2 separate regions of the Homo sapiens genome follow, and region 2 is linked to region 1. Evidence: read pairs that join two places in POLR2A ChIA-PET (ENCODE). Cell type or tissue: OCI-LY7. All regions are shown on one strand. Links, peaks and the distances in the headings refer to the core of each region. The heading gives the core; the rest is flanking DNA. Region 1 holds the start of LOC105370959 (a long non-coding RNA gene). Region 2 has its middle 23 kb from the start of MRPL46.

Region 1 (11,679 bases), core at 1,860-9,859:
TTCCTCTGCTTATCACCATACAATCTTGGAGACGTTACTTTACTTTTTTCCTAGCCCAGTTCTTCAAATGCAAAACCCCCAGATCAATGCGTTCCCATCAAAATTGTTCTGCAAAACTGGTCAACCCTATAATCGTTCTACAACTGACCCCAGAATAAGAAAAAGAGACACAGCCACTGGGACCAAGGAGGATGGGGAATGGGGAGGAGAATAGGCATGAGGTGCTAAAAATCTGGCTTGCCAGCTAGGAAACACTGGTTGAGAATAATGTAGGACCAGTTGCTCCATGAGGTTCCTTTCATCTCTAAAAATTGGTATTCTATCCATGTGTGCAAAGCTGGCAAGAAGATAAATTTCTATGCTTCCACATGGATCAGAGGAGATTGTGAGTTGCCTAGATATGATGCCTTTTTTTTTTTTTTTTTTTTTTTTTTTTTTTTTTCAGATTCAGGTCATCAGGCTCAGAGAATTTGCTGTTATTGCCAGTCCGTCCTCACAATGTAGTAAGTCCTCACTTTCCACATGCTAGGCTAAACCTTTTAGTTATTACCACTCATGTCCAACCGGTTGGCTCCACTGAGAGACCAACAGGTGAAGCAAAGTCAACCACCCAAAGAATTTTAAAACCTTCAAGGATTTTTATCAAATCTCTTGCCTTGTCCCATTTTTTCAGCTACTTCTGCAAAGACAAGCCAGAGAGAGGAAGCAAACCTTCTCACATATCTTCTAATAAGGGCAATAATCTTGTTGTGAAGCCTCCACCTGATAACCTGATTATCTCCCTAAGGCCCCATCTCCAAATACCATCACATTGAGGTTTAGGGGTGTATTAGTCCATTCTCACACACTATAAATAAATAACTGAGACTGAGTAATTTATAAGGAAAAGAGGTTTGATTGGCTCATGATTCTGCAGGTTGTACAGAAGATACAGTGGCTTCTGCTTCTGGGGAGGCCTCCAGCAACTTACAATTATGAGGGAAGGGGAAGCAGGCACATCTTACATGGCCAGAGCAAGAGGAAGGTGGGGAGGAGGAGCCACCCACTTTTAAACAACCAGATCTCATGAGAACAGCAGCAGGAGATGGTGCTAAACCATTCATGGAGGACCACCCCCATGATCCAATCACTTCCTACCAGGCCCCACCTTTAACATTGGGGATTACTTCTTGACATGAGATTTGATAGGGACACAGATCCAAACCCTATCAAAGGGTTTGATGTACAGATCTTAGGGGCACATAAACATTAAACCCATAGCAGACACCCCTTGACATCAATCACAGACCTCAGTCAGCCATTGACCCAGGGACGGTCATGGTATTATTAACCCACCTGAGGAGGCATGCTTCAGGGAGGACTTCCATGTTGACACCTCCAACGGAAGGGGCCAATGAAGGCAGCCTACTCGATCCCTCAGAGCTTGTGCCTCCTCCCACTTGTCAGGAGTATACTTTAAAACCCCATGCGGAGACACTGGCATTGCCTACCCAGAGATGAAGGCAGCATGGGCTCTTCCTCCAAGGAACCCCGAAAGCACGTAGTTTTCAGTCTTATTATAAAGGCGAGGGATTATAAAAGAAAAAAACAGTGATGCTTCTTAACTGTAGTAATAATAAATACGTTTGCATCAGTGTGGCATAAGGCCTCTCTGTAGATAACCTGGCTCTTGAGTGGAAAGCAGACGGCCCTGTGTGATTTTGTGGCTGAGTGCGGCTGAGCATCTCGGGGGCAGTGGCACACTGAGCGAGGCCGAGTGATAAGGAAGAAAAGGTGCTATGCAGACCTGTCCCTTCTTGTGACTCTCTGGCAATTCCCTACTGGGTTGGCCTTCTGGCCCCGTCAGCAGACCTCGGCCTGGCTTTCTCACACTCTTCACCTCTAGTCTCCAGTCATGCTGGCATTCCTGTGGATCTCCAAACATATTGGTGCCAGCCAGCCTCAGAAACTTGAGCCTTGCTTAGTCCATTTTCTGGAATGTTCTTTTCCAGATCCTTATGTGGCTGTCTTCTGCTTATTCTCTCAGGAGATCTTATCTTGAAGCATTAAGAGCAAGAACACTGGAGCCAGCCTGCCTGGGCTCAAACCCCAGCTCTGTGTGCCTGAGTGGATGGACAGTTATGAAAATCAAATAAGCCAGTGCATGTAAAATCTTAGAATAATGCCTATTGCATGGTAAGTGTAAATAAGAGTTAACTATTATCATTCATCAATAATAACATGTCACCTCCTGTTAGAATAGTTTCCCCACCCATCCCAGTCATTCTCTCCCCTTACTCACTAACTGAAATTATGTTCTGAATTTGTTCGCTTGTTCATTCTTTCCCTCCCCACCACTAGAATACTTGCACCATGAGGACTTTGACTGTCTTGTTCTCTGCTGTATGCCCAGTGCCTAGCATCAGGCATATAGTAGGTGCTCAAGAAATAGATATTAAATAAAGTAATTCAGTGAATGATATTCTGCATGCCAATTATTATTTTTTGGAGGTCCATCTAAGTTTATTCAGGCTGCTATAACAAAACACCTTAGAGTGGGTAAGTTATAAACAACAGAGATGTAATGCTCACAGTTCTAGAGGCTGGGAAATCCAAGATCAAGGCACCAGCAGATTCTGTGCCTGTTGAGTCCCTGTTCCTCATCTTGGTGCATTCTGTGTGTCCTCACATGGTAAAGGAGGAAGGCAGCTCTCTCAAGCTTCTTTTAAAAGGTTACTAATCCCACTGAAGAGGGTGGAACCCTCATGACTTAATCACCCCCAAAAGGCTCCAGCTCTTAATACTGTCATATTAGGTATTGGATTTCAACATACAAACTCTAGGGGACAGCAGCATAGCAGGGTCATAAGTGAGTAAAGTGCTTCCAAGCTCATATATGTCATAATATGGCTCTTTCATAAAAATTAACCCTTTTCTTGCTCCCTTGCTCAAACTCTCTAAAAATATTAACACTTCAATCTGCAAGATAGTGAACATGAAGACGTTAAATGGTAACTGTATAAGCTGCTGCAATTTAGACAAATTCTAGTAGTACATAGGATGTCTTCCAGTGTCTGGGTTTTTGCCCAATGGGCAATTTTCAGCTCTGACAAAATCAAAATGTGTTTTCCCTCCAGAGGTGATAGAGATCTGGCTTCTCACAGACAGCAGAACTTCAAAAGGAATTGAGTTATGGATAATGATGATGAAGAGCTCAGCAGAGCCATGAAGACCGGAAGATAAAACCGGTAACAGATAACCTGTGGAGCTTGTTGGCTGAGGCAGCACTTCTTTCCACTTTTTTGTTTGTTTGTTTGTTTCAAACAGAGTCTCACTCGGTCACCCAGGCTGAAGTGCAGTAGCGTGATCTCAGCTCACTGCAACCTCTGCCTCCCAGGCTCAAGCAATCTGCCTACCTCAGCATCCCAAGTAGCTGGGACTACAAGCATGTGCCACCATGCTGGACTAATTTTTTGTAGTTTTTGTAGAAACGGGGTTTCAACATGTTGCCCAGGCTGATTTCGACCTCCTGGTCTCAAATGATCCTCCCACCTCAGCCTCCCAAAGTGCTAGGATTACAGGCGTGAGCCATTGCACCTGGCCCGTCTTTTTATTTTTGATAGAAAACAAATTCCCAACCTTCCTTGCAGCTGTGTGTAGGTAAGTGACTAGTCCTGGCCCAAAGGATGTAAGTGGAAGTGGTGAGTGCAGCTTCCAGGAAGTTTCCTTGAAAGGATTTTTCTCCCTTATCTTTTTCCTGCTGTCTGTGAATGCAGAACTGATGACTGGAGTTCAAGCAAGCCTGCTGGCTCATGAGGTAAACAGGAGTCATGCTTGGTGGAACCACAAGGGAGAAAGCTCCTGACTTCTTGAATATTTTGTGGAGCAGAGCTGCTGTACTTTCCCTGGACGACACATCTTCTAATTTTTATTTGAGAGAAAAATAACCTTCTATCTTTTAAAGCCATTGTTAATTTTGGATTCTTCTATTACTCATATCCCAACCCAATCTGAGTAAACACAGCCTTACAATGAGTAAATGCTGAATACATTTTGATCTATTAAATTATTAAATAAAGACAGGGTTGTCTGCAAAAGAAGGTTGTGACACAGAAAATGTAGACCAGTGTGGGCCAAGATCAGTGTAGGAAGAAGAGGCTCAGGAGACTCTTAGGTGCACAATATAAGGGAAAAAAAATCCAGATCAAGCCTGAGCAGACAATTCTCTTAGCTAAATCCAATTAAACATTTTCTCTGTTCTTTAATGATAAGAAATTAAAAACTAACACCAGACTCTTGCTAGGTAGCACGGAAGTTCCTCTACTTAAGAACAGTTATGTTCTTTGTAAGTCTATTTGTTTGTGAGTCTGGAGGGAACAAGGAGTATTTCCACTTAATCTGAGTGTAAGTCCCTTGAAACTTTAAAACCAGCAGATGCTGCTTCTTTATGCTAATAAATATTTTATGGGTCTTCTTTTCTCCAAAGTAGATCAGATCAGTGTAGCGGGGAAATCTGTGGAGCCAGGTAATTCCCTCCTGCCCCCACCCTCAGCCCATGGAGGGCCTCAGCTGCCACGATAGCTGCAATGTGCCATGCCCCCACCCACTCTGGCCTGTGCAGATTTGAAAGACCTGAAACCAAGAACCATCCTGACACCACCACCTACCAAACCTCTGCTTCAGTTGCTTCTATCACTGCCCTTGTCTCGTTTCTTTCATGGCACTTACCAGCGTTTACACTTCTATATTTCTGTTTGTTTGTTGTCTGCTCCCTCCATCCCCCATTCTTCCATAGACTATCAGTTCCTTACAGGCAGGGACTAGCTATATCTGTTTTAGTCACTAATGTGTTCCCCGTAGCCAGCACAATGTTTGGCTCATAGTGGACACTCAGTAAAATAGGTGGCTGAGCATGGTGGCTCCTGCCTGTAATCCCAGCACTGAGAGGCCGAGGCAGGTGCATAACCTGAGGTCAGGAGTTCAAGACCAGCCTGGCCACATGGCAAAACCCCATCGCTACTAAAAAAATACAAAAATTAGCTGGGTGAGGTGGTGGGTACCTGTAATCCCAGCTACTTGGGAGGTTGAGGCAGGGAGAACTGCTTGAACCCAGGAGGTGGAGGCTGCAGTGAGCTGAGATTGCGCCACTGCACTCCAGCCTGAACGACAGAGTGAGACTCTGTCCCAAAAAATAAAATAAAATAGGTGCTGAGTGAACGAATGAATGAACAGTTCAGCAACAGCACCTTCAGCATATTCTGCCGTTTAGGTCACTGAGCTATGTCCCAGATCTCTCCTGAATGAGTATCTGGCTGATAGGTAGCCCATCTGGATGCGGATCTTGCAGTGCTCTGCTCTAGTTTTTGTGTTTGTCCTTTTTCCTCCTCTCTTGCTGAGTATCATGGACGGTGTATGCACAGCGCATTGCAAGTTAAGTGCTTTGTCCTTCTGAACCACACCTCCTTTTGGAAAACTCACAGCACATAGAGCAACAGGCATTATTTTTCTCAGCACTTTCAATCTTTCAATTCCATACAATTCTCTTCTTTCAATTCCATAACAATTGCACACCTTTTATTTCAGCAATTTAAAACGTTCACTGCGTTTGTATTCACTGGATACAATGAAATTAATGTTTGCAAAATACCTTGGAACTAAATAGAACCCCAGCAAGATTGCCACTAAGAGTTATGTGTCACTTAACCACGGGGATACATTCTGAGAAATGTGTCATTGGGTGATTTTGTCATTGTGTGAACATCACAGAGTGCACTTACACAAACCTAAATGGTCTAGCCTATTACACACCTAGCCTACTACACACACAAGAGGCTGTATGGTATAGCCTGTTGCTCCTAGGCAACAAGCCTGCACCGCATGCTCCTATGCCAAATACTGTAGGCAACTGTCACACAGTGGTAGGTATTTGTGTACCTAAACATAGAAAAGGTACAGTAAAAATACAGTCTTATATCTTATGGGACACACCTGTTTCCTGTTGTTACATGAAACTCTGTTATCTGGTGCATGACTGTACAACAAAGGACTCTATGGTCCAGACTAAAAGAACCTCACACTGCAACTACCACCACCTTTGGTGGGAGGCTGAGTTAATGTGATCTTGTTTTGTAGCTTTGTGTTGTTTCTATCTATAAAAGTTTGCAACTTGGAAATTCATAAGCAGAGAAGCTGTTTGTTTTAAAAATGTGTAGTTTGTTAGGTTTAATTATACTTATAAATTCAGAGTATTATCTCTTTTAATCTCTTTCCATTGTGTGTGTTCGAACAGTCTCATTTATTCATTTGTATTGAATTCTCAAGGTCTGGGGATAAAAAATTCTACTGAATATTGCTATAATTTGATTTGTCCCACACTGTGCTCTGTAGAGTGTTAATAGATGTTCCCACCTAAAAAAAAAATCTGTGATAAAATAAATTTAGGAACCCTGTCATACCTTGCTCTGATATACTTACAATGTGCATTATCATTTATAAGGTTCTGCTTAACCAATGTGTATTATCGCCTAAACTTTTTTTTTAACCTAGTGTTTCTTAAACTTGCCTGACCATAGAACTCTTTCTTAAATGTAACATTCAGTGTTCCAGTATTTTTAGGGAAATGCTGAACTATACATTTATCTGGCAGATTATAAATGTTTCTTGGAATCAAGATACTGGTGCAAAAATAAGCCAAAACCATGATTATAGCACTCCTGACAGAATATTGTCTTTGCAAAGCTCATTTCAGTCCTGGTGTGCAACACTTCAAACCAGCACAGTGACAGAAGACAACACCTGCTTGACATTCTGGAAAGGGTCCTCATTCTGTCTTGTTCAGGGATAACGAACACCTTTTCCCAGCAGGTGAAGCAGCATCTCAGCAATTGTTGCATTTTGTGGAAGGGAAACATGAGAAAATTCCAGCAGGTACAGGAAGGCTGGAAGCACTTGTTTTATTTTTTGAGTAGGTTCATCTTGGCTTGTGCACGTCTTAATCTGAGTAAGACAAATATTATTCACAGTGTAGGCGTGGCAGCTCAGGAGGACAATAATGGAAGCTCCAGTTTCACATTTTTTTTTATTTGGTGTACATTCTATGCATCAAAACTATATAGGATGTTTCAATGTTCTTTTGAGAGTTCAAGCTGAGAAAACTCCCGTGGTTGGTGCATCCCTGAAATACTAATCACCACACCAAAATTTTACAGAAGAGAGAGGAAAAGAAAGAGGGTGGTGGTGGGAGGGTAGGGGTGAGTGGTTATAAAGTTACAAAGCATTAGAATATTTCCTGAGTGTCAGGAATTTAAAATTAAAGGACTCAAACTTAGAAAACCTCTGTGGAAATGATGATATGAATGGACATTTGCATGCTCAACCTTGATGACTGGCTATCAATAACCCTGAGCAACATCAGGGTTTGAAACTATTAGCCTCTAACTACCCTATAAGAACTGCAGAAAGTCAACTGACTGTGACTAGTGGCTGTGAATGTTCTTTAACTTCATCATTTCTAATGCTTTTACAGTGTCCCCTAACTCCACATAAGCGATAGGTGTCAGTCCTGTTAATATCACTAGAGCCAGGTGGCCACAGATGACCAGCTGAATGCTTTGATTGACTTGATGCTCAGTGTCTTCAACTTTCAAAATGCATTTTTAAGTTGAATTTCTGGCTTTCAAGTGAATTGATACAACTGATGAATCCAGAGGAATGACCCTTGTATGCACTTAATTCTATGAGGAATATTTTTGGGAATCGTTTGATAATTTCCTATCCTTGGGTTGTTTCACTGGCATAAATATCTTAGACATGGATTCCCAGGAGGAATGATCCAATTCATTCTCAAGAGGCTTTTGTGCTGCTATTATAATTATAATCATCATCAGCATCATTACCAATCCTTACATTTGTAAAGCTGTATTCATCAGGACTGTTGGTGGTGACTGATAGCACCACAATTCAATGAGGTTTTATTGGCTCATGAAGTTTAAAAAATCCAGAGGTAGAGGTGGATTCAGCCATTCCATCTAAATAACACCTCACCTCGGTCTTCCCCTATTCTGCTGTAAATTTTCTTCTTAGAATCTATTACTACCTGGCATTATATCATGCATTTATTTAGTGTTTGTGTATTGCCAGGGCTGCCCACTGGAATGCAAGCACCATGAGAGTAGGGTCTTTCTTTCATTTATCACCAAATGCCAAGAATCCAGAAATTGTTATGGACTATAAGAGGAACTTAATAACTAGTTGTGGAATGAAAAAATGAATTATTTGATGCAGATGCTGAAACGACATCATCAGAAATTTGTCTTTAAACATCTCTCTGCTTTTCTCTGTGTTGTTCTCATTCTCAAGACTGCCTATTCCCTGGAGACAAGATGGCTTCCAGGAGAAAGAGCACTTTTTTTCCCCCTCAATATAACCAGCAAAAGGCTTATTGGCCAGCTTAGGTCATATGACCATCCTTCAGCCAATGAGCATGGCCAAGGGGAAGGTGTTGGCCCCAGTGAACCAAAAAGTTTAAGGGCGGGAGGATGCAGGCCGAACAGACCTAACAAGAAACTGTGGCTAAAATAATAGAGTTTATTAATTGCTTTCAGTTGCATTATCTCAGCCGATCCTCACAAAAGCTTGTGAGGAGAGTAGAACAGATATTATTATCCCCATTTTAGAAATAACGAAATGGAGGCTCAAAAAAGGTATGCCTCTTCAAGCAATCAGGAAGTGGTGGAGCTCTGTCTCAATCTTAAAACCAGTAAGAGAACCCTTACCAGGAACCAGACCTGCTGAGCCTTGATCTTGGACTTCCCAGCCTCCAGAACTGTGAGAAGTAAATTTCTGTTGTTGAAGCCACCCATTCTATGCTAATTTGTTGTAGCAATCCAAGCTGATTAAGATAGGGTCTTTAGAGGGTCTGCCCGAAGAATTGAAGCCAGTAACACAGCCTGTCTGTCCATCTTGTATTGAAATGGACATCTTGTATTGAGAAATCACCCATCTGTTTATACCATGAGAGAAACATCACCTTCTGTCTCACTCTGCCACTTGAAAACCTTCAAAGGCTCCCATTCCTATAAAACAGAGCAAACTCCCATTGAGTGAATGGCTTTTTAGTGACCTGATTTCGGCCCCACTATTCAGCTTCATCTCTCACCATTTTCCATTATGCTTTGATGGGGACAAATAAACCATACCCAATCCACAGCAAGTATTCACCTCAGTAGCTCTAAATGCCATGCATATACTACTATTTCTTGATATTTTGTGTGTAGGAAATATGTATTAACTTCCCACTCAGGAAGATGAAGTGTTGACTCTTTCATCTCCCTTTCCCTGCCTCCCACCAACACACACGTACTTCCCACCTGTGTTAGGTTTGTAGGGATGCCATAACAAAGTGCCACAAACTAGGTGACAAACAACAGAAATGTATTGTCTCACAGTCCTGGGGACTAGAACTCTGAAGTCAGGGTGTCAGCAAGGTTGGTTCCTTCTGAAACTGTGAGGAAAAAACTGTCCTATGCCTCTCTCTTAGTTTCTGGTGGTTTGCTAGGAATCTTTGGCATTTCTTGGCCTATGGCAGCATAACTCCAATCTTCACAACAATGTTTTCACTGTGTCTCTGTCTCTATATATTCAGATTTCTCCTTTTTATAATGCACCAGTCATATTGAACTGGAGCTTACTCCAAAGGCCGCATCTTAACTTGATCATCTGCAGAGAACTTATTTTCAAATGAAGTCACATTCACAGGTATTGAGGATTAGGACGTCAACATATTTTATGGGAACACAATTCAACCTGTAATAACATCCTTTCAAAACTGTATAATTATGTCATCAATTTGGTTAGATTAATGTTCAGTATTTACACTGTAATAAACCCACAGTTATGCAGAGCTCAGCTATGTAGTAAACTATGGTTTTATTTTTTTCCTGAATAATTTTTTGTTGTATCTGAAGTTAATAATAGTTTTTCAATCACTTTAATTTTTATGTTCTTACCATCAGTTTAAACAAATCCTTCTGCCAGTTGTCTAAATCTTTTCTCATCCCATTCACTCATCTCAACTGTCTGTCAATTTCATCTTGATCCCCAGGGCTTCTAACCTGCTCTAATCTGTTCAGGTTGATCTTTGGAGGATGTACCTTCCCTGCTATGCTGAAGATTCTCTATTTCCTGTTTCTTGAATCAGATGTCTTCCTTTCATTAGTTACTACTTTGATTTATGGAACATAGTCTCCAGTAGCTTCTTGAGAAAGAATGTGTAGAAAGTAAATATTTGAGACGCTTTTTTTCAACAATATTCATATCCTGTTGTCATGCTCAATAGATAGTTTGGCTGGGTATAGAACTGTAGGTAGGAAATCCTTTCTCTTTGGAATTTTGATAGCACCACTCCATTGTCTTCTAGCTTCCAACACTGCTGTTGAGAAATCTGAACCATTCAACTGCCTGATCATTTATATTAACCTATTTATTTCCCTCTGAAAGCTTACAAGAGCTTCATTTGTCCCAATTATAGTAGGAAGAATTCTAAGATGACCCTCAATGGGTTACACTCATGTGTAATCTGAGGACAGAAACTGAGACTTACTTCTAGTGAATAGAATATACCAAAGGTGATGGGAAAGTCATTCCCTTGGTTAGGTTACATTCTATAACAAAGGTGATGGGATAGTCACTCATGTGATTATTTTATGTTATATAAAACTCCATCTTAGACTGGAGTGAGAGATTTTTCTGCAGACTTTGAAAAACTAAAACTAAGTTATCATGTTGCGAGATGGTCTATGAAAGCACAATATGGCAAGGGTACCTCTGAGAGATGAGAGTAGCTCCCAGCTGACAGCCAGCAAGGAAGCAAGGACCTCAGTCCTACAACCACAAGGAACTGAGTTTTGCCAACATTATCACATGAGATTGGAAGAGAACCCCAAACTCCAGATAGGAACAAAGCCTGGATTGCAGCCTCATGAGACCCTGAGTAGAGGACTCAGTTACACTATGTCTAAACCCCTGACCCATAGAAACCATGCTATGCTAAATGTATGTCCATTTGAACTACTTAAGTTTATGGTAATTTATTACACAGCAGTATAAAACTCATACTAATACAACAGCATTCTAAAATTTCAGAATATAAATGTTAGTGTTGGGTTTTCATGTTCTTAAGTTATAAACTTTTTAAAATTACTTCGTTGATGATTTTCTCTTGTTCACTGTCTTTGTTTTATCCTTCTGACACTCTTATTATTCAGATGTTGAGCATTTTAGATTGAAACTCTATATTTTTTTTCCTCTTCTACTTTGTGTTTTTCTTGTCTTCCTGGTATACTATCTGAGAAATTTGCCTAGCTTTATCTTCTAACCCTTCTATTGAGTTTTCCACTTCCACTACCATGATTTTAGTTTCTAAAAGTTTATTTTGTTCTCTAAATGTCCATTCTCTTTGGATAGCATCATGTTCTTGTTTCACAGATGCTATCCTACCTATTTCCTTTTTCCTGTCCTATTCTTGTTTCCTACCTGTTGCCTTTTTCTGTCTGCCTACTAGCTTGTTTGGTATTCAATCATTCACATTAGAGTCATTCTCACATTCTCAAATCTCTGATAATTATATTTAAGAGTGGGGACCTAAAGCATTGATTGAAAGTCCTGAGCTCATTGTGGCACTTGTTGATTGTGAACTACACT
Region 2 (11,679 bases), core at 1,411-9,410, 95 kb after region 1:
CCACAGGGCGCCATAGCGCAGCCTCCCAGCTCACCAACTCATTCTCTCTCATAGTCTTAATTTCAAATTCTTAAAAGAATTGATCTGATTAAGGAACTTATCAAACCAGATCATATGTCCACTCCCGGTATCATCAGCATGGAAGAGAGAGCTGCCCTTCCAGCTGCTGGGAGCCCTGTCAGATGAATAAGCAGAGTGTGTAGGCAGAGATACAAACTCCCTCACAGAGCCACTGCAGACCAGCTCTGGCTCTCTGAAACCTCACGGTCCAAGCTCTGGGAGAGAGTGTCTTCCAGCAAACTCCAACAGGGAATGAAAATGAGACATCAATCCTATTTCCCAGGGAGGAACCATGAATCCAAGGCAGAATGACCTATGGCAGGTCAGGAACTCAACTGGGTCACCATGGGAGCAATTGTCCTGGCTTCACACAGATCCATCCCATCCTGTGTCTCCCACTGACCCAGACCATATAGCAGCATCCTTGCTCCCTAGGCACTTATACGCCAACATACACCATGCTGGTCTAAGAGGATCTCACGTATTGCAATGCAGAAATACAGAATGTAAACAAACCTTGTCCCATGGTGGCAAAAGAAACGCAGAGACCTGGTTGCTTATCCTGATCCTGAAACTAGCTTGCCAAGTGAAGGCAGACAAGCCACTTCCTCCTCCTGCACTAGATGACCTCGATTGTCTACCCTTCCAGCTCTGACCTTCCTTGGCTGAGGGACATCTCAGGCAGGGCTAGTGGCGTAGTATGTGAAAAGGAAGATGGTTCGTGCTTTTTTCTGCTTAGTTAGAAAAGATTCTCTGGATGAGGCCAGTTCCCAGAATTGCTTAAAAGAGGGAAGGGAGAGGGCAGTAGACTACAATGGAAAGAGTTTTCAGGCCTGGTGCCACTTGGGAGAAAGGGCTGGGTCATTGTCATAAGACAGGTACATCTGACTGGGCAGAAGATTGGTTTCCTGTTGAAAGATGTTGGTCCTCATGGTCTTCAGCAGGTGTGAGTATGCATATGGAGGAGCTGGAGCAGTGTGGGGGCAGCCAGAAGGTAAAATACTTGCTTTCCGTGGTCTTCTCTACAGGGTCTCCAAGGAGGCTCTTGGGGGATTCTTCAGGGCATCCTGGGGTGAGTTATAAGCATTTCTGTCATAAGGCACAGAAACCCCACCGAAATTATCATAGTCAAATGATAATTCAGTGCCACATGTAGCTGAAAAGTTCAGAGGTAGGTCTGGCTTCAGGCATGGCTGGATACAGGTGCTCAAAGAGAATCACCAAAACCTGGTTCTTTATCTCTAAGGCCCATTTTCTCTGGATAGCATTCATTCTCAGAAAGACTCTCCTGGTATAACCACAAGATGACTGCAGCAGCTCCACCACATACCTCCAGGTTTAAGTCCTATGAGGAAGTGTGAGTCAGCTTTCCTAGCAATCCAACAAACAAAAAACCCAGAACTGAATTTCACTGGCTCTGACTGGTCTCCCTTGAATTATGTGCTAGTTCCTGAACCAATCACTGTCAGCAGGGGAATGGAACGCTCTGGTTTTGTAAGTCTGAGCCTTACTGTATAACCCATGGGCCAGGGGTGGATCCTGCTCAACCACATGGGCTGAGAGAGAGAGAGAGATGGATTCTCAGATGCTATTACCAGGAAAATCAGGAATGGGTGTTTGGAAAGCAAATTACCCATGATCACTATAGCAGGTTATCCTAAACTGGGACTATTGCTAACAGTACATTTTCATTGCAGATGTAAATTCAGGTGGAAAAGACCTCCATTTCAGCTATATACTGACATATCTTATCCTCCTAGCAGGGGAGGATTTTTTTTTTAAGTTCTGGGATACATGTACAGAATGTGCAGGTTCATTACATAGGTAAATGTGTGCTATGGTGGTTTGCTGCACCAATCAACCCATCACCTAGGGATTAAGCCCAGCATGCATTAGCTATTTTTCCTGATCCCCTCTCTCCTCTGCCACCCCTCGGCAGGCCCCAATGTGTGCTGTTCCCCTCCCTATGTCCATCTGTTCTCATTGTTCATCATTCTACCCCATGAAATGCTAATACAGGGCCTGTCTGGTACACAGTAAGTGCTTAGTACCTGCTTCTTGAATTGAATATCTGCAATGGAAAAAATCAAAATGAGCACTGCATGCAGCATCTTATATAATTTGCCAAGAACTTTTGTATCCATTTTCTAATTTCATCTTCCCAAAGCCCTATCAGAAAGGCATTATTAGCCTTACTTTACAGGTTTGAAGATGGAAGATCAGTCAGCTGGTAAGTGACTTGTCCAGCTGGTGAGTGTTGGAGCAGGGTCTCAAACCCAGGACTTTTCAACCTAAAGTATGGGTTCTTTCCTCTCCACTGTACAACCAACCAGTCAAGAAAGGAGAGGACACCAGCACCAGGGTTTGGGTCCCTGCTACCCTAGCCCAGAGAGATTCAGCCACAAGAAACTACTTCCCATCCACTAAGATGGCCAACGGGGTCTCTTTTCCTATGGATCTGGAGATAGTCCTGTTCCCATATCATGTGTCCTGGGGACACAGAGCCTTAGGGGCAGGAATAAATGCTGAGATGAGCACTGTGGTGCCAGGCAACCTGATTGATCCTCTGCCAGAGCCCCCAGCCCCTGACACCCTCCAGTCCTCTACTAAGGCTGGGGCCAGGGCTGAGCTGAGTTCTGAACATCATTTATTGACACATAAAATCCAAAGGTTTGTTTCTCCAAGGTTCCGCTGAGCCTGCATTTTTTAAATAACTACTCCAACCACTGAAAACATGCCTGTCCTTTTGGTTACTGCCTTTGAAAGACTTGATATATTTTGGAGCATTTGTATACTTAATATTTTTAAATTGAATTTAGAATTTTTACAGCATTGCTATTAAATATGTGTCACCTATTTTGAACTGTATATAAAAGTGTTTATAAGAGTGGTGTGCATGTCCCAACATTTATTTAATCCTCTAAATTAACCTTTGAATGTCTTGCAAAGTGCCTTGTTAAGCATGTCACTTTTTTCTCTTAACACAGTGCATAAAAATATTCATAAAATTGCATTGTTTTTGAGCATTAATCCACTTATCAAAAATAGGTATGTGGTTGTGTTCATTTATTTAATTAATTGAGGACTTTAAATTTTCAAAAAGGGTAAAAATGGCCAACCAAATGTAAGATATCTGAGAAGCCACAAAGGAACTGCTTATCCAACCTTAGAGAAACAATCAAACTCTAACGCTGACATGAAACAGACACACTAAACATGGACAGAGGCTGAAGGGTGGAGAAAAAAGACTAGGAGTTGGAGTAAAGAAAATGCTGCAACTAACTGGACAAAGAGAAGTTCCAGATATGCAGCACCAATGAGCTATAATGAGCATGATCTGGCTCAATGCAGGAAATATGTAACCAATACAATCATCACAGTGAACTGGAATACTATTCACCTCTCACTCCCCACGTTGCCCTCCGTACTCAGAGGAACACGTTCTTGTTTTTTTAGTGATCAGCTACAAGCCCCAGGGGAAATCTTTTGACAGAACTTCAAATCCTAGAGAATGATATGCTCTGTCAAGAGTTTGATTATTGGGCTCATTACAGGTTTTATGTGAGAAGAATAAGATTAACTGTTCACAACAAAATGGATGAGAAAATCCAATTTTATTAATAGCAGGTAAGATCTGTTGAAATGAAGTGTGTTGCACTACGTATACCTCATTTCCCATCAGGTCCTGCTGATTTGCTGCCTTTTAGGTACTTTTTCGAGCTGTTTAGTACCTATTGGGTTATGTGACATCATGATTGACGCCTCAGGCTCTCACTAGACTTGGAGAAAGGGCAGCTTGGCATAACACCCAGAGCACTGGGGTTATGTACTACATTGACCTTGGTAATTTGGACTCCTGGAATGATTAGTTTCTTTAAGTTCATGTACACACACACACACACACACACACACACACACACCTGGCAACCTCAGGATTCTTTCTCTTCTGTCCACCAGGAGATCCCATTCTCTTTGTACTCAAGGTAAGACTTGCTAAGATCCAAAGACTGGACTTAAGTAGTTAGAGGGCTGTCAACTATGAGCACCAATGGCCTTATCAAGCAGCTTGTTTGTTTGATTGTTTGGTTGTTTGTAGAGATGGAGTCTCACTATGTTGCCCAGGCTGCCTTGAACTCCTGGGCTCAAGCAATCCGCCTGCCTCAGCCTTCCAAGTAGCTGGGACTCGCACCCGACTTATCCAGCAGATTCTTAACATTTTCCCCTATCACAACACTTGTGAAAGATGTGAAAAACTCAAGCATGGCATACTCTCTTCATACAAACAGATCTTAACAAAAACTACTAATCATTTTCCAAGGAAGAAAAATATTACAATAATTATCAATAATACTAAGGGCCACAAACTTATGGCCAATGGGCTAAAAGCAGCCTATCCCACAGAAGCATTTCCTTTGGTCTGCATAATATTTCTTAAATATTTGACTTTTTTTGCTATCTTGAAAATGGGATGGTTTTACACTAAAAGAACAGTGATCTGGGCTTCTAGTTAGTATACACAAGGTCATGAAAGACAGTTACTCCCACCATAACACTGAGAAAACATCAGATAAACTGTAAAATCATGTTTTGTAAACCCACCAGAGAGCTGAGGATGCAGAGAAATCTAAATAAACTAAATCTTAGAGAAAGAGAACCCTTTCATAATGGAACAGAGACCTATGGCTGCTTTTATTCTTGGGGATATGGGCAGACAGAGACACACACCTGCAACAGACTGGGGTGCTCTGCTGAATTAAAGAGAGCTGAGAATGACAGACTGGAGTTTGATTGAGCCCTCAAAGTAGATGGTGCTCACTAGCCACCAGTTCTCCCCCATGGGACTTCAATTGAGTATGCAGTAACTTATGGACCTGGGCTGGAAACCAGAGCAAGAGTTCTCCCACAGAATGGAAATCTGGGGGCAGGCAGGAAGTCAAAGAGGGAGAGAGAGAGGTCGTATAATCAGTTTAGATCCCAAGGGTGAGACCTGATCCCATCCACAAGACATTTTTGAAAACAATGAAACCACTGAATGAAACCATTGTTTTTGCTGCTAAAAGAAGAAAAGACATCACTTTTCTGGGGGTAAATATTACCTACTTCAGCTTCTACCCTGCTTTTGTATACAATGTCTAGCTTGTGATCCAAAGTTCTAATAAATGCAAAGAATTACAACTGTAATCAAGAGAAAAATAGTCAATAGAAGCATACCTACAGATGACCCAGATAATGAAATTAACAGGCAAGAAATTTAAAAGAGCAGTTACAAATATTTTAAGTTACTGGGAAGTATGAATATAATGAGTAAAAAGATAATATCATCAGAGAAGCAGAAACTTTGAAGAAGAATCAAATGGAAATTTCAGACCTAAAAAGGTAAATATCTGAAATGAAGAAGTAACTTAATAATGAGCTGGACAAAGCAAGGATCAGTAAGCTCAAAACCAGACCAATTAAAAAAATAGCAAAACTGAAGCACAAAGAGAAAAAAAAAATTCTTAAAAACCCAGAACATGCCATCAGAGTACTGTGGGGAAAAAAATCAAATGGTATAATATAAACACAACTGAAGTCCAAAAAGAAGAGAAAGATAATTGAAGCAAGATAAATATTTAAAAGGATAATGACCCAGAATTTTCTAAATTTTATGAAACATATCAACCCACAGATTCAAGAAGCTCAGTGAATCTCAAGTCAGATAAATACATCTAAGCATATTTTAGCTAAACCACTAAAAACCAAAGATGATGAAAAAAAATCTTCAAAGCAGAGGAAAAAGAAACATTAAATCTAGAGGAATAACCATGAGATTTACAGATTTATAGCAAACTTCTCAACAGAATCAATGGAATTCAGAAAATAATAGAGTTATATTGTTGAGATCCTAAAAGGGAAAAAACTGTCACTCTATAATTCTATATAGTGTGAAAACATAATTCAAAAATAAAGCAAAATAAAGACATTTTCAGAAAAACAAAAGAAGAGAATAATCATCACCAGTAGACTAAACTAAAATAAATACTGAAAGAAGCTCCTCAGGCTGATGAACATTATGGAGGCCAAAACTTTCAGGAAGGAATAAAGAGCACAGGAAAGGGGTATTTGCAAATATATATACATAAACCTACTATTTAAAGCAAAAATTAACATTGAAGTGTTAAGCTAATATCATGTCTAGAAGTAAAATATATGAAAAGTAGCACAAATGGTAGGAGAGGAAATAAAAGGAATCATATTTTGTCAGATTCATACATTGTTAAATTGTATTATGGTAATTAATACTAATTACATGATTTATTAAATGTGAAAAGTTAAGATGAATATTATAATTTCTAGAATACACATTTAAAATAATATACAAAAGTACAGCTTCAAAGCCAACAAAGGAATAAAGTATAATAATAAAAAATGCCTGGTTAATTCAAAAGAAGGCCAGAAACGAGGAACAAATATATAAAAAGAGATGGGACACATAGTAAGAGGGCAAACTTAAACCCAACCATATCCTTAATTATACTCACCAGACACTTAAATTTTTTTAAAAAGAGGTTGCCTGTTTGGATAAAGAAACAAGCTCAAATTATGCTGCTTGCAAGAGACATACTTGAAATATAAGGACACAGTTTGAAAGTAAACAGATTGAGAAAAGATGTCCCGTATAAATGCTAATCAGAAGAAAGCTGATGTGGCTATATTCATTTATATAAGAGACAAATAGACTTCGAGATAAGGAGTGTTAGCAGAAACAACAGGGACATGTTATAATGATAAAAGGATCAATTCATCAGGAAGACCTAACACTCATAAATGCGTACGCACATAACAACAGAGCTTCAAAGTACATGAAGCAAAAACTAACATAAGGGAGAACTAAACAAATCCACAATCACCGCTGAGGATTTTAACACAGCAATGAATAGAACAAGTAATCAAAAAACAAGTATACAGAAGATTTGAACACTATCAACTACCTTGAGCTAATTGATATTCATAGAAAACAATATTCAACAACTTCAAAGCATACTTGTTGTTAAATTCACATGGAACAGTCACCAACATAGTCTATATGCTAGGACATAAAGCAAGTCTTCATAAATCTCAAAAGAGTATGTTCTCTGACTACAATGGATTAAAACAGAAATCATCAACAAAACATAACCCAAATAAAACATATATATAATACATAGATAAAAAATACAAAATAATAAAAGACACTTCAATTAAAAAGGAAAAAGAAAGGCAAGGAATTTAAAAGGAACTTTATAAAAGAAGATACTGAATGGCCAATAAATATCAGGAAAGATGCTCAATCTTAGTATTCATCAGTGATATGCAAATTAAAACCACAGTGAGGTACCACTACATACACACTAGAATGGCCAAAAGTGCTCATGAGGATGTGGAGGCACTAGAACTCTCATATATTGCTAGTGAGAGTATAAACTGATACAACCTTTATGAAAAATTGTCAGTTTCTAATCAAGTTTCATATACGTATCCTATAGCCCAGCAATACTAGTCATATATATGTATCCAAGAGGAGTGAGTGCACATATCCACAAAAAAGGATCATATATGATGGTTCGTAACAGCTTTATTTCCAATAGCCCAAAAGTGAAAACAATCCAAATATTCTTCAATAAGAGCATAGATCAACAAACTGTGATATTTGCTATTACTCAGCAATAAAAGGGAATAAACTGCGAATACATGCAACATGGAAAACTCTCAAAAGTATACTGAACAAGGGAAACGAGACACAAAAGAACACAGACTGTAAGATTTTATTAATAGGAATCTGAAGATCAGACAAAGCTTATTTATGGCTATAGAAATCAGTGGTTACATGGCCAGGCACGGAGGCTCATGCCTGTAATCCCAGCACTTTGGAAGGCCAAGATGGCCAGGTCACTTGAGGTCAGGAGTTCAAGACCAGCTTGGCCAACATGGTGAAACACTGTCTCTACCAAAAATACAAAAAAATAGCCAGGAATCATGATGCATGCCTGTAATCCCAGTGACTCCGGAGGCTGAGGCAGGAGAATTGCTTGAACCCAGCAGGCAGAAGCTGCAGTGAGCTGAGATCACACCACTGCACTCCAGCCTGGGTGACAGAGCGAGACTCCATCTCAAAAAAAGAAAAAAAAATCAGTGGTTACCTTTGGGGGAGGGGGCTAGCTGTTGACTGGGAAAGAAGCACAAAGGAACTTTGTGGGTGGTGGAAATGTTCCATCTCTTTATGACGGATGGTGGTTACACATGTAAAATGTATACATGTGTAAAGACGCATTAAGATTTGTATGCTTTATTGTATACAAATTATGCCTCAAAAATAATACCCTATACATATCTGGTTTCTTTGGAAAACATGAGAAAATCAGCCAACACAGGGCTCACACTCTCACATGGTGACAGTTGGCTGGAGGAAGGTACATATCACTTCAACACAGACCCCACCACTCTCTATTGCCCACTCCCAGCCCATCACACTCATTTCTACCCCCTGCCTGGCTCCATACTGCCCAGGTCCAACCACCCTGGCACATTGGTCAGGCTGGGAGTCCTGAATGAGAGTACCACAGCAGCCACCCAGCTCAGACTGCCAGCTAGTGGACTAATCAGACTCTTGTTTTCTGGCTCACATTTGGAAATTGTTCTTCCTTTATTCTAAGCCAACGATAATTCAGTGGGGCAGAAGCCTCAAAAGAGAGAGCTTGAACTTCTGAATCATAAAGACTACTCAAGCAATTAATTGGAAAAACTAAAAGAAACGAGATGGTATTTGCATTCCAAGCTGGTGAAGTAGGTCATATTGATTACATTTTTTTAATCATTTGAGTAAATCATGTGCAAACTCTATTTTAAAAGTGATAGACACCTTTTTGCCTCAGTTCAGAGTACAGTTACAGGGCTTTACCTTTGTCTAGTGGCTGAGCTGGGTGACAATACAGGGAGGGAATCTCACAGAGTAGCTGACAGTAGTATGCCAGGCATCACACCCACAAACAAGGGCCACTCAGCTTCCTGACCTGGAACCTTTGGGGCTGCAGACTTGTGATACTCACACAACTTATCTGCTGGTCTGGCACAGCCTTGACCTATCAGAACTGATACTGGCCAAATTATGGAGCAGAGTCCTCATAACTCTCTCAGTTAATGGACCAGTGGGAAGTCTGGGAAGATCACAAGGGGAGAAACCATGACTAACAGAGTAGTAGGAGGACTCTTAAGGCATTGACCAGCCAGAATGAACATTTTTAATATTGATTATACGGCCTCATCACACCAGTGGGTGCTGGGCCAGAGCTCTGTTGGAATCAGCTCACCCCAACTCTCGAGAGTCAATTGTGCACACCTCTTCCCAATTCTGCATTTAGTGACACCATAATGATGGCTCAAAAATCAGCCATGGTGGGAATATTTGCAACATGGAGATGGACAAGTAAGTGCCACAAAACAACACATCATTCCCACCCCCACACTTCCAAAAGCCTGTTTACCTGTACACAGCTAGTAAAGACTCAATATCAGCTGCAACCCCACTCACACTCAGGACAGTCTCTGCACTCAGGAACCCTGGTGACAGGCAATCCTCTAAGGGCTTTAAATATAAACACTCATTTAACCTTTACAGCAACCCCACAAGGTACATCCTATTAGTATTCTCATTTTACTGATGAGGAATTGAGGTACAGAAAGATCAACTGACTTGCCCAAAGTCACACAGCTACTAAGTGGAAGAGCTGAATCCAAACCTGACAGCCTGGAGCCCGAATCCACGTGCTTCACCCTACACAGCACTGCCTTTCTTTCTTCTTCCCTTTTCAAAAGCTTCAGTGGGTCATGAATACAGAACCCAAATCACCAGCTACAGAAAACCTGATTTCCCTTTTCTCAGAACCAGGGAAGGCCCATTGCTCAGGCCTCACTTCTTCAAGAGAATGGGAGACGTGTGCATCTAATCTTGAGAAAAATTCCCCTCCCAACACCCCCACCCCAGAAATGTGCCTAATGATGTCTTTTAAAACGCAAGGTGGTTTTCATTAACAAAACAGGTGGACCGTCCACACGCAGTATTATTGGTAACGGATGGTTTTCTGCCTCCTGGCTCTAGCTGCCTGGCCCTGCCCTGCCGTCTGCTCCCGGATACTGGGGGTATAAACCCTCCTGGCCTTCTAGGCCTGTTGGAAAATGCTGGCCTGGCTCCAGGCATCAAAAGCACATCCGGCCCTTGCCCAAGCCCTGCACGGGGGCCTGAGCAGGCCTCTGGGAGATCCTGGCTAGAGGCATCAAGACCAGATGGCCAGGGAGATTACTACAATTTGATTTCCACATAATCCATGAACTTGGATAAGCAAATGTCTCTTCATATGCATTATCTTGTAATCCCAGGGAGGGCTGTGCAAAGCAAAGAGCCTGGTTCTTCCGCCTCCACAGGCCCAGCATGCTGGGTAATCCCTGCTCTACTGGACAGGGCTTCTGAAAGCCAAGCAGCTCTGCCAGGAGGCTAAGGAGATGCTGCCTCCAGGGCAGCGCTGGCTCCTCGGAAGCCTGGTATTTGAGCACAGGGAGGAGACCCTGGGCTCCCAGTGGCTCCCAGAAAGCATCAGGGATTTGAAATGCTGCAGCCAGGCAAACCCCACATGGCATGTGGGCAAAAGCCCAGGCTGGGATTCAGGACTCCTGGAATCTCCTGCCTTTGCCTCCACTCTTTGTGAGGTCTAAGACAGGTGACTTCTTGTCTCTAAGCCTGGTTATCCCCAAATGTAAAGCAAGAAGGTGGAGGCAGGTTATTTAAAGAGTCCACCTTGCTTTGCATTGCATGTAGCCATGCGTGAGCACAGGCCTGGATTGCCTCCCTGTCACATGTCAGGAGCTGCTAACCCAAGACCATCCTGAGGCAGGCGCCCCACCCTACTGGCTGTCTCCAGAACCCCAAAGTGCCCTTCATGAACCTGGTCCCTGGATCACGAGGACTAGATTTAAGTCCCAGCTCTGCCACTCACGAGACTGAGGCGGGGCCACGCACATCACTTCCACAGCTCCACGCTGCCCTTACTCCTAGTGAGGTTTATACAACCCTGCTTTCCTCCGGCATCTTGTGAGGGTCACAAAAATTAGGATGCCAGACTACAGAGAGAATCTAGCCTCTCAGTCTACTCAAAGCAAAAGTACGTTAAACTGAATCAAATACATGGGAAAACAATAGGATGTTGCTGTTATTACCTTTTTTCCTGGCTCTGTCTACCCTTTCACATTTCACCTGTCTTGAATTCCCACACCCTCTTCATGACTCTGCTTAATCCCATCAACTCACCCTAATGTGTTAATGACTTGGTTGGTGACTTCTGCCTCCCAATACAGCTGCATGTTTGCAGTGGCCTTCAATGCCTTCACTCAATTTGTAATAGGCAGATGGTCACTCCGTGATGCTCACATGCCAGGAGGTGTGAGGGAAGAGGGAACGTGGGCTTCCGGACCGGCAGCACAGCTTTCGACTTGGAGCGTCTGGGACGTGTATACGTTTGTGTGTGGCGCCTCCCTGTGGACACCACAGGTATTGCCTGGGACCGACCCTGATTGCCAACATCTATCTCAGCCTCTGGCAGTCCCCACCAG

What was found. ChIA-PET counts read pairs that join two places held together with the same protein. Peaks named below come from ENCODE experiments on the same cell type or tissue, not always from the same donor. Only the 100,000 strongest peaks of a DNase experiment are listed, where the experiment ranks them.
Region 2: POLR2A ChIA-PET joins it to region 1 with 6 read pairs; 4 of 35 experiments call an interaction of 5 or more read pairs at or near these places.

What each region holds. Positions count from the first base shown.
Region 1 is chr15:88,343,024-88,354,702 of GRCh38, forward strand. It overlaps LOC105370959 (a long non-coding RNA gene), which reads left to right and starts at 1,919. Exons shown (of 3, transcript XR_932590.1): 1 at 1,919-2,175; 2 at 3,117-3,227. In OCI-LY7, for the core only: CTCF peaks have their summits at 6,097 and 6,297; DNase peaks (open chromatin) are centred at 3,778 and 5,968; H3K4me3 peaks cover 1,072 bases; H3K27ac peaks cover 2,572 bases.
Region 2 is chr15:88,438,775-88,450,453 of GRCh38, forward strand. No RefSeq gene overlaps it. Among named protein-coding and RNA genes, the nearest start is that of MRPL46, 23 kb to the right of the region's middle. RefSeq lists an enhancer at 11,424-11,493. In OCI-LY7, for the core only: CTCF peaks have their summits at 8,620 and 8,819; a DNase peak (open chromatin) is centred at 8,657.